Regions from separate parts of the Homo sapiens genome. Here region 1 is linked to region 2. A link is a loop called in an ENCODE intact Hi-C map of the cell type or tissue named here. Cell type or tissue: prostate gland. All regions are shown on one strand. Region 1 holds the start of ACTG2 (actin gamma 2, smooth muscle). Region 2 overlaps STAMBP (STAM binding protein).

The links. A loop is a pair of places that touch in the nucleus more often than their neighbours do. Peaks named below come from ENCODE experiments on the same cell type or tissue, not always from the same donor. Only the 100,000 strongest peaks of a DNase experiment are listed, where the experiment ranks them.
Region 1: a loop joins it to region 2, with 3 times the contacts of the local background. A loop is called at or near these places in 10 of 110 quality-filtered maps.

What each region holds. Positions count from the first base shown.
Region 1 is chr2:73,890,197-73,895,196 of GRCh38, reverse strand. It overlaps ACTG2 (actin gamma 2, smooth muscle), which reads right to left and starts at 2,189. Exons shown (of 9, transcript NM_001615.4): 1 at 2,146-2,189. RefSeq lists an enhancer at 2,300-3,113. In prostate gland, no CTCF peak of the experiment used is centred here; a DNase peak (open chromatin) is centred at 2,446; H3K4me3 peaks cover 2,154 bases; H3K27ac peaks cover 4,771 bases.
Region 2 is chr2:73,834,710-73,839,709 of GRCh38, reverse strand. The region is part of intron 2 of STAMBP (STAM binding protein); the gene reads right to left. It overlaps LOC112268419 (a long non-coding RNA gene), which reads left to right. Exons shown (of 3, transcript XR_007087106.1): 2 at 808-878. Among named protein-coding and RNA genes, the nearest start is that of STAMBP, 8.2 kb to the right of the region's middle. In prostate gland, no CTCF peak of the experiment used is centred here; no DNase peak of the experiment used is centred here; H3K27ac peaks cover 3,410 bases.

The DNA.
Region 1 (5,000 bases), 55 kb before region 2:
CCCCCTGGCACCCCAACTCCACACCTCCAGGACTGCTCTCCTCATCAGCAGCCTCTGCCCGGAGCTGCCCTCACAGACTCACACCACCCACCCTGAGCCCATGCCCAATGCCCTGGTGCCGCCCTCTTCCCTCCCAACCTATCACCAGCCCTTCTTACTTCTACCTGCACGGCACCCATGCCACCAGCTCAGGACCACCGCATGCTGCAGTAGCGCTCTTGCCCTGTTCCAGTCCACTCTCCTCACAGCTGCCAAAGCAGCCCCTTCAACAGATACCCTCCAGATTAAAACCCTTCCATGGCTCCCCATAGCCTGATCCTTTAGAGTCTAAAGCCCTTGTAATCCAGCCCTGCGGACCCCTCTGAATTTAGTTTTACCTGATTCCTGCCTTGCTATCTAAATTCAGTGGAATTGAGCCACTTGAGTCCCAAAGACCATGCTTCCTCTTTACCAGGAAGGACCAAGCTTGGTCCTTACTTCAGGACCAAGCTCAGGCACCTCTTCCTCCAGGAAGTCTTCCCTGATAACTCCTGGGTTGAGTGATGGGCTCCTCCTGGCCTTTACCCCTTTCGTGTACTTATTTGCTCCATGGTTCTCATCTGTTTATCTGTCTCTTCCAGTAACTGCAGAAGCCTCTCCACTGTCCCTAAGGAGCAGAGACAGTGCCTGGCCCATAATAAGTGCTCAATAAATGTTGGCAGAATGAACAAGGGGAAAGAGGAAAGATATCTCGCCCCAAGGTCATGATGTCACACGGCCCATCCCCTTTTCTCAGGCCTGGCATGTAGGATCTTACTGTTCATTGCAGTTTCTCCAGCACCCATCCCTCTCTGTCACAGGAAGCTCTTCCTCTTTTCAGCCCAAGGGTTAGTATCAGAGTCCAAACCCACATTCAAGTAATCAAAGTGAGCACTTAGAGCCTCCCTGTACAAAGTGTGGTCCCAGACCAGCAGCTTCAGTGTCGCCTGGGAGCTTGTTAGGAATTCCAAGTATCAGGCCATATCTCGGCCTACTGGAATCAGAATCTGGGGTGGGGCATGGGGCAATCTGTGTTTTAACAAGCACTCCAGGTGATTCTTAAAGTTTGAGAACTCAGGGCCGGGCCCTGACAGCCTTGAGCTGAGTGCTGTATATACGCATTCTCTCGTTTAATCCTCACACCATCGCCAAGTAGATATTATTATTCTTGCCCCCATTTTACAGGTGAGGAAGCTGAGGTCGCTCAGTAACTTGGTTAGCCTGACAGTCTGCCTTCAAGGCCTGCACTGCCACACCCAGCCTGCCTCACCTGTGAAGAGATGCTAGTGAATTCTGATGCCAAACATAGAAGTGGCCCCTTCATCTCATCTTCCTCTTAATTCTTTGTGCATGTGTTGTGTGTGTGTTGGGTGGGTTGGGGGGAGTAATGACATCTGCAAATGGGTCACAGTTGGGTGTGAGTCTTTTGGATGAGTGGCTGTACGTCTCTAGGCCTCAATGTCCTCATCAGAGGAGAATGAACTAGATGGGTCCCAAGTTCCTTCTACCCTGAAACCTCACGATGCCACAGGGCAAGTGGAATTTTCTCCATCCCCCAATGATCCTAGAGCCTTCAAGGACTGCAGAAACCCTCCATTCTCCTCAGCCAAGCACAGATCAGAGGACAGAGAGACCCACAGGGGACCTGAAGAAAATACCCTCCCATTCCCAGCACAGACATTTCATGGACTAAACAGCTCACAGACACCAGGACCACTGTTGGCTTTGACTCAAGTATTCTGAAAAGCTGCTTTTCTGCAAAGTATATGATCCCCTAAAACAGCCTCCCAGACATTCTAACCCAAGACAAAGGACATCAGGGTGTGGATCTGCACTGGCCCTGGGGAGCAGGGCTAGTAGAGACTGCAGGCATTATATCCCGCCAGTCCCCATTCTGAGGCAGGGAGCACGGTTCCAAGCTGCCCCTGCCCCAGGATGTCCCATGGCCAGATACGCCTTTTCTCAGCAGGCTGCAGTATGCTTGCAGGTGCCGCTGCCCACCAAGGGCTCTGGTGTGTGATCTGGGCCAGCGTCACAGAAGCCAGGCCAATCTGGAGGCACCTCCCGCACCCAGGAGGCCAGGCAGCCCCGGAAAGGAAGAGGTGGCAAAAGCCGTACAGTACTTACCGAGGGTATGAGAGGTTCTTCTCCCAGTGACTGAGGGCTGGTGTGTCTTTGGCATGAATACCAGAGCAATATAAAACCCCAGAGGCGGATCTTCTTTAAACAAAGTCCCTAAAAAGGCCAGCTGACGGTGTGTTAGCAATATTACCATATAAGGTGGTTTTTTCAATAAATCGCCTTGGGGGTAGGGAAGGGGGGTGGGTAGAGTGAGTTATCATTTGAAAAATGTATGCAAAAGGACTCAGTGGCAACAGCCCCGGTGCTGGTAGATTTGTTCCTTTTATGCTGCACTTGCATAAACAAAACTCACACCAGGCCTTATAAGCTGCCCAGAGTGAGACCAGATGCAGCTGTGCTCCTGGAGTGAGAACCATACCAAGAATGGCAGCGGGCCTCCTCCGTCCACACCTCCCTCCTCAGGCCCTGCTGCATGCGGCCCCTGGGTCTGCCTGGGACGCCCAGGCACTGTCCCCAAAATGGGTGCAATCATGCCTTGTCTGGCACGAGCCTGGGACCAATGAAAGCTGAAGAGAAATGCCTTCCGTACCCAGGAAAGAAATCCTGCGTGCCCTACTCACCTGCTGCACCTTGACACAAGCTCCTAACCCTTGGGCTGAGTTCTCTGAGGGTCTCAGGACACCTTAGGCTTCATTCTCTCTTGGCTCCTTCCTGGTTTTCCTTTAAATATCTCTAAATATCTGCAGACTGAGGGACCTGCTTCAGGGTTGAGGCACACCTAACAAGACTCTTGGCCTGTAGGATTTTCCACAGTCCTGTGATTCTTGAGCTGCTTCTTTTTCTTTTTTGAGATAGAGTCTCGCCCTATCCCCCAGGCTGGAGTGCATTGGTGCAATCTCGGCTCACTGCAACCTCCGCCTCCCAGGTTCAAACAATTCTCCTGCCTTAGCCTCCTGAGTAGCTGAGATTACAGGCACCTGCCACCATGCCCAGCTAATTTTTGTATTTTTAGTAGAGACAGGGTTTCACCATGTTGGCCAGGCTGGTCTCGAGCTCCTGACCTCGTGATCCACCTGCCTTGGCCTACAGGTGTGAGCCACTACGCCTGGACTTCTTTTTGTTTGTTTGTTTTGTTTTTAATTAGACAGGGTCTCGATCTTGAACTCCTGGATTCAAGCAATCCCTCCACCTTGGTCTCCCAAAGTGCTGGGATTACAGGTGTGAGCCACCATGGCTGGCTGATGATTGCTCTTCTTTGTGTAATTCATGTACTATCCCTAGGTAGCTGGTTCATTTCCCACATTATCAGCTACCAGCTCTGCAGTATTACTTTCAACTCCACATTCTCATGGTCCCCCTCCCTCACCCTGATCCAGACTAAAATGATCAATTGCCTATTGGACATCCCAATCCAGATGACTCTCCAGCTCTTCAAACTCATCCTGTCTAAAACTGAACCCTTCTTCCCTACCCTCAAAGCTGCTGTGCCTCCTGGGTTGCCAACTTCCAAGTCCACCCCTCGGCCCTTCAAGCTAGAAGTCAGTCAGTCTAGAACCCTGTGTCTCCCTCATGCTCCCACAACCACCTGGGCACCACAGCCTGGTGCTCCCCCGACCAGAAATGCCCCTCAGCTCTGTGTCCTCCCTCAATCCCTGCTGGCCTGCGCTGCCTCAGGCTCCAGTCCTATCTGGCCTGGAGTGGGGCGCAGCTTCCTGACTGGCCTTCCTGACTCTGCTTCGTCTTCAACACAGAGGTTCCCAAAGCATGGGGACCACCAGAGTGCAGCAGCAGCATGATATGGGAATGTGCTCACAATGCAGATTCTCAGGTGTCACCTAGCCCTATTGAAACAGAAACTCAGTGAATAGGCCTCAGCCATCTGTGTTTCTTAAACTTTCCCCACCCGGTGCCCAGGATACCCCCGCTTCAATAGAAGAAGCATGCATTGCATCCCTGCTAAACGCACAGGGAGTTCCAGGTGGTTTTGGGTCACCTGGTGCAATGGCTTGGTACAGGTCTGGCTTCCTCATTAACTGAAAATTGAGGCAGGAGATGGTGTGAATGAGGAGTGTCCTCTGCTGAGACAGCCCAGAGGAAAGATTTAAAAACACTTTCCTTGAGGACCTGCAGTTGTTCCCTGTGGAGAAGGAACACTGTTGTCATTGTGAGGTTCACTTACTCATCATTTGATCACTGGCCTGCGTGTTTAGTGCCTAAGTCTAAATTCCAGGCCTGTGGAAAGCTTCCTGAGCTTTTCAAGTTCCTAGAAAACCCTCACTGGGGATTCTGGAGGGAAGAGGGCTCCCTTTCCGGAGCTGTGCTGCATAGAAGGTGGCAGTGGATGAGGTGTGAGCTGTCCCAGCATGGACAGAGTGCTCGCAGTCCCAACTGGCCGAGGCAGGTAGCTCAACGCTAAGTGACAGGGTCATAAGCTCCCCCTCTGATTCTCTCTTCTTGTGTGGGAATGAGGCCAGGGCAGGGACAGGGTGCCAATCACCCTTGACCTGATCATGGGTTTAGAGGGGTCATCCTTTCCCTTCTCAGAGTAAGGGTTGTTTCACAGAGTGAGCTTTCTTCTAATCACTCAGCACCGTGGTCAGCGTGCAGATGGGGGCACCTTGCCCTATGGACATTCCCCTCTTAGTTGGCACAGCCAGTCGATAAACAATGAAAAGCCTATAACAAAGGCACTGGTTGTGATCTAGGCTCCAAACAGCCCAGAGACGAGAAAGCAGGGACTAACTGAATAAACTGAAGCTCTGAGGAAATGTTTAGGGAGAGATCAGAAGGTGAGGGAGGTTACACCAGGTACTCGATTTGTTTATATTTAACATTTTTTTCTGGTTTCAAAAATTCAATCAAAAATTTCAAAAAATACAAAAATGTGTGTTTTAGAAAGC
Region 2 (5,000 bases):
ACTTCTCTTTTCACTTTAATATCTCCCTTGTAGTGTTTGAAAAATTTTTTAAATCGTGAATAAGTGTTAATTTTGTATGAAAACAACTAATTCAAAAAGTCAAGCAAAGGTTCTTTAACATGGATGCATTAAGGATCCTCATCTCGATTCTTCCAGTCTTAAAAGTTACTCAGCATGGTAAGCATGATCACAGATGGAACCTTCTTCAGTCTATAAACCCCAATCCCAGCAAACATTTTCAACACAGGTGACAGTTCATTTTCAGAAAAAGGGTTGGTGTTCCAGGAGGCTCACATAGCACACAGGAATTGCCTGAATACTCTCACTCCCTTCTGGGCAGCCTAGTTGATGACCATAAAAAGCTGTGAAAGAATCCACTGCCTGGTTTATTGTCTGCGCTCATCATGAAAATATGTACTGATTTAATATGCTGAACTCTTTCTTCTATACTGGGGTCTGCAAAAGGCAAAGCATTCCTACATTAGGGAAGCTACTGAGGGGGGAAATATGCCTGAGATCATTAAGATGCCTGAACTGCTCCAGGAAAAGGAACAAACATGCCTTTTAAAACCCTGAAGTAAAGAAAGTATCCACAAAAGGTCTAGAACAATGATTCTCAGTAGTAGGGGAGGCAGAGGAGTGGTGAGGCAGATGTATACTCCCCTCTCTTTTCTCCTCGGTTGTAGTAACTGCCAAAGCTGAGCCACTGTTATTGATAGGAATGTACTAAGTAAAATACAACAGAAAACAGACTGAGAATCAGTGAGCTAGAATTTGTTTGCAATTGCTGTGATTTTCTGTTCACAGAATCAGAATCAGAATCAAGATTTTAAAGGTATCTCCAAGAAAAGTGAAGGTAGCTACATTAATTACTTCAGGTAAGGCCAATACAACAAAATTCCAAATTAAACTCTAAATCCCACAAATCAAGTAAATGAGCTGCTAAATCTCATCCGCACCAACTCTCCTAGTAGTTCATCATTTTAAGTGGTCCTATAAGTGACAGGGACAAACTCCCCATATCAGTCTTGCTGTTAACACTAATATGTCACTCAAAATAACACTAAGTGTCATAAAAAACAATTCCTTAGGCATCCATGTACTCTTAATCCTATCCCCTCTTGACTTCTGAGGAGTTTATTAGTACAGCTAAGCTCTCTTCTGGACTGTTAGCCTCTCCTCCTCCATAAGATCCTTTTCCATCAGCAAAAACATGCTCTAAAATCTCCTAACTTAAAATACATACACATGTTCACACGCTCCTTGTCCCCCATCAACTACTTCCCCATTTTTCTACTTCCCTTCCCATCTAAACTTCTCCAAAGAGTTGTCTATACCGGGGTTGGCAAACTACAGCTGGTGTGCCAAATCCAGCTAGCCATCTGTTCTTGTAAATAAAGTGTCATTGGAACCAGTCACATCCATTCATTTATGTGTTGTCTATGGCTACTTTCACACTATAAAGCAGAGGTAGTCACAGACACAGCAAGTAGCCTACAAAACCAAAAATTTTTACTCTCTGGTCCCCTATAGAAAAAAATTTGCCACTTTCAGGTCTATACCCTTTGCCTCCACTTTCTTACTGTCCATTCACCTTTCTACCCGTTCTAATTAGGGTCTCTGTAATCCTTCTAGCGAAATTGCTTATGAAGATCACCCATGACATCATCTTACCAAACCCAAAGGCCAATCTTCTGTCTTCACCCATCTGACATAGGTGGCTACTCTCCTTTTTCAAACACTAATTTATTTTGGCTCCCATGACACAACACCATTCTCTCTTGGATTTCCTCCTGCCTCTTGAACCTCCCTTCAAAGAAAGTCTCCCCTATTGACTCTCCCTCCATTAACTAACCTCAGGGCTCAGTCCTAGGCTCCTTCTCTTCTCATTCCCTAGCCTTATTAACAAAGATACTTGATCTTTTATGTTCCATGGATCCTTCTGGCATCTGGTGAAGCCTATGGACCCTTTTCAGAACAATTTTTTTAAGGTATAACTTAAAGTACAAAGGATTACCAAGAATACCCCAATTTTATGGAAAAACAGTTTTCAAAAATTTTAAAAATTGTGATATATTCTTCTGTATTAATGTGTTCTTTTTTTTTTTTTTTTTTTTTTTTTTTTGAGATGGAGTCTCGCTCTGTTGCCCAGGCTGGAGTGCAGTGGCGCGATCTCGGCTCACTGCAAGCTCCGCCTCCCGGGTTCACGCCATTCTCCTGCCTCAGCCTTCTGAGTAGCTGGGACTACAGGCACCTGCCACCATGCCAGGCTTATTTTTTGTATTTTTAGTAGAGATGGGGTTTCACCATGTTAGCCAGGATGGTCTCGATCTCCTGACCTCGTGATCCGCCAGCCTTGGCCTCCCAAAGTGCTGGGATTACAGGCGTGAGCCACTGTGCCCGGCCTAATGTGTTCTTTATCAATGCATTTGATAATGGGATCTAGCTGTAGGTCTAATAATTCTGTACTGTAATTCTGAAGTAGTGATGTTTAGATGCTATTTTGAGATGTCAGCAACAACTGTAATGCAATATGAAAATATCTTGATTTCTACTGGTGACAAAATTACAAATATTACTACTACTGTACTTTGAGGCCTACATTCAAAATGGAAGGAAATGCTAAATTTCAGTCACTGGTTAGAAAAAACAAGAAAAGTTTTTCCTATTCCGGTTCACAGATCCCCTGAATTCTATCAATGAATCTCTGTGAGGTTCCTGGACCCCAGATTAAGAGCCCCTTCACTAGAAAATCTCAGGCATTCTCAGGCCCTTCTCTGCATGCCTCAGGAATCCTGAGCCCCGGGGACCTAGTCCTACAGGGCAGCAGGCCAGGCCTAAGCCTCCATTTCTTCCCCAGCCCCTGGCCCAGGGGTTGAAGTGGAGATGGCAGCCCCTCCCCAGTGTGCATGCACCTCTGCTGGCAGGAGGCCAAGCCTCTGGCCGCAGGGCCTAAGAGCTGGGCTTACTCAAGCTCAGCTGAGGCCACCCTCTGAGCCCCAGGGAGGAAGAAGGCCCTGTTCCCCAGCCGGCGGCCACTGCTCTCCCTCCCAGCCTCTAGTCTCTGACCCTTAGCAGTGCCGGGCCAAGCGGAGTGTTCTCACCAGTCATCTGCAGGCTTTAGCCATCCAGCCCTTTCCCCTGCTCAGGGCTGGGGCTGGACAGGGTCTATTCCTCCCACAGCTCCCTCCTCCACCCCTCACATACACAACTTCTTGGCCCAGCCAAGCAAGTCTAGGCCACAGAATGGCACCAGAGGGGTCTGTGGTCAGCCACCCCACCTTGAGGGCAGCGCGGGCACCACGGGGTGGAGGGGAGGGGGAGGCTGCCGGGAGCCTCCAGATGCTGCCTGCTGGCCTGCAGGAGAGCCCTGCAACAGCTGCTGCTCCTGCCTCGGCAATCGCCTCACCTCCTCCACCCCAGCCCCCATTCGGAGGTTCCGACGACGGGCCAGCCCTTGGCTGCTCACAACTGATTCAGTCTCCCTCCTTCACACGGGGAAAGCACAGCAGGGATGTGTGGAAAGAATGTACCTGTAGATGTGTACATACCACAGTGCTGTAATTTTGTATGTAGCAATCATGTAAATACATGTATGGATTTTATTATATACATATATAAAAATCTCTAAAGGCGTATTTTTAGAAAAACAGCGCACCACTGCTTCTTTTGAAAATAGTCTGAATAAGAATAAAATTAATTTCTACAGCAGAAAAAAAAAAAGAAAAAGAAAATCTCAGCCATTCTCATGACTTCAGAACCATCTGTATGCTGAGGACTCCCTTGTCTGTATTTCCAGCCCAGACCTCAGTCTTCTGAGTTCAGACTGGTACATTCAACCTCCCACTTGACATCTCTACTTGGATATCTCACAGGCATCTCAAATTTTAACATGTCAAAAAAACCCCAAACGTGAACGGTTAAATTCCCCCGCTACCCAGCCCTCTTTAGAGGGCTTTTCCCATCTCAATACATGGACTACCCTATCGTTTAAGTTGTTCAAGGCAGAAACACGACATCAACCTCCGCAGTATCTTTTTTCCTAAGTGATTAGTAAGTCCTATGGACCTGACCTCCAAAATACCAAATCCATCTGTCTCTTTCCATGTTGCCACACTACTTCAAGCCACCAGCCTGCAAGAATTTCCTAACTACTCTCCCTGCCTTCTCTTAACGCTTGCTCCACCATTTACCACACAACTGCCAAAATTTATACTTTAAATATTGATTGGGCATGGAGGCTCACACCTGTAATCCTAGCACTTTGGGAGGCTGAGATGGGAGGATCGCTTGCATCCAGGAGTTCGAGACCAGCCTGGGCAACATTAGTGACATCTCTTTTTTTTTTTTTTTTTTGAGACCGAGTCTCGCTCTATCACCCAGGCTGGAGTGCAGTGCCGCGATCTTGGCTCACTGAAACCTCTGCCTCCCGGGTTCATGCAAGTCTCCTGCCTCAGCCTCTCGGGTAGCTGGGATTGTAGACGTGGGCCACCACGCCCGGCTAAGTTTTGTATTTTTAGTAGAGATGGGGTATCACCATGTTGGCCAGGCTGGCCTTGAACTCCAGGGTGGCCTCCCAAAGTGCTGAGATCACAGGCGTGAGCCACTGTGCCCGGCCGAGACCTCATCTCTTTTAAAAAACAGTAAGTAAATTTAGGTCTGAATCCCACTTAAAACTTTTCAATGGCTTGCTGTTACCCTCAAGATAAAAAACAGACTCCTTACCATGGCCCATAAAGTCCTGCATGATCCAGCCCCACTTGCCTCTCCAGCCTTACCTGGAGTCATCTTGCTTTTCTCTGGCTATACTCCAAACACAATGATCTTTCAATCCCCAGAACATGCTAAGGTCTTTCCCATCTAAGCACTTCTAAACACATAGTTACCTGTGTTTTAATGCTCTGCCCTATGCTCTTGGAATGACCAACTGTATTGCATCCCTCAAGTCTCAGCTCAAATCTTGTCTTCTCAGACAGACCTTACCCTGACTACTCTAGTCA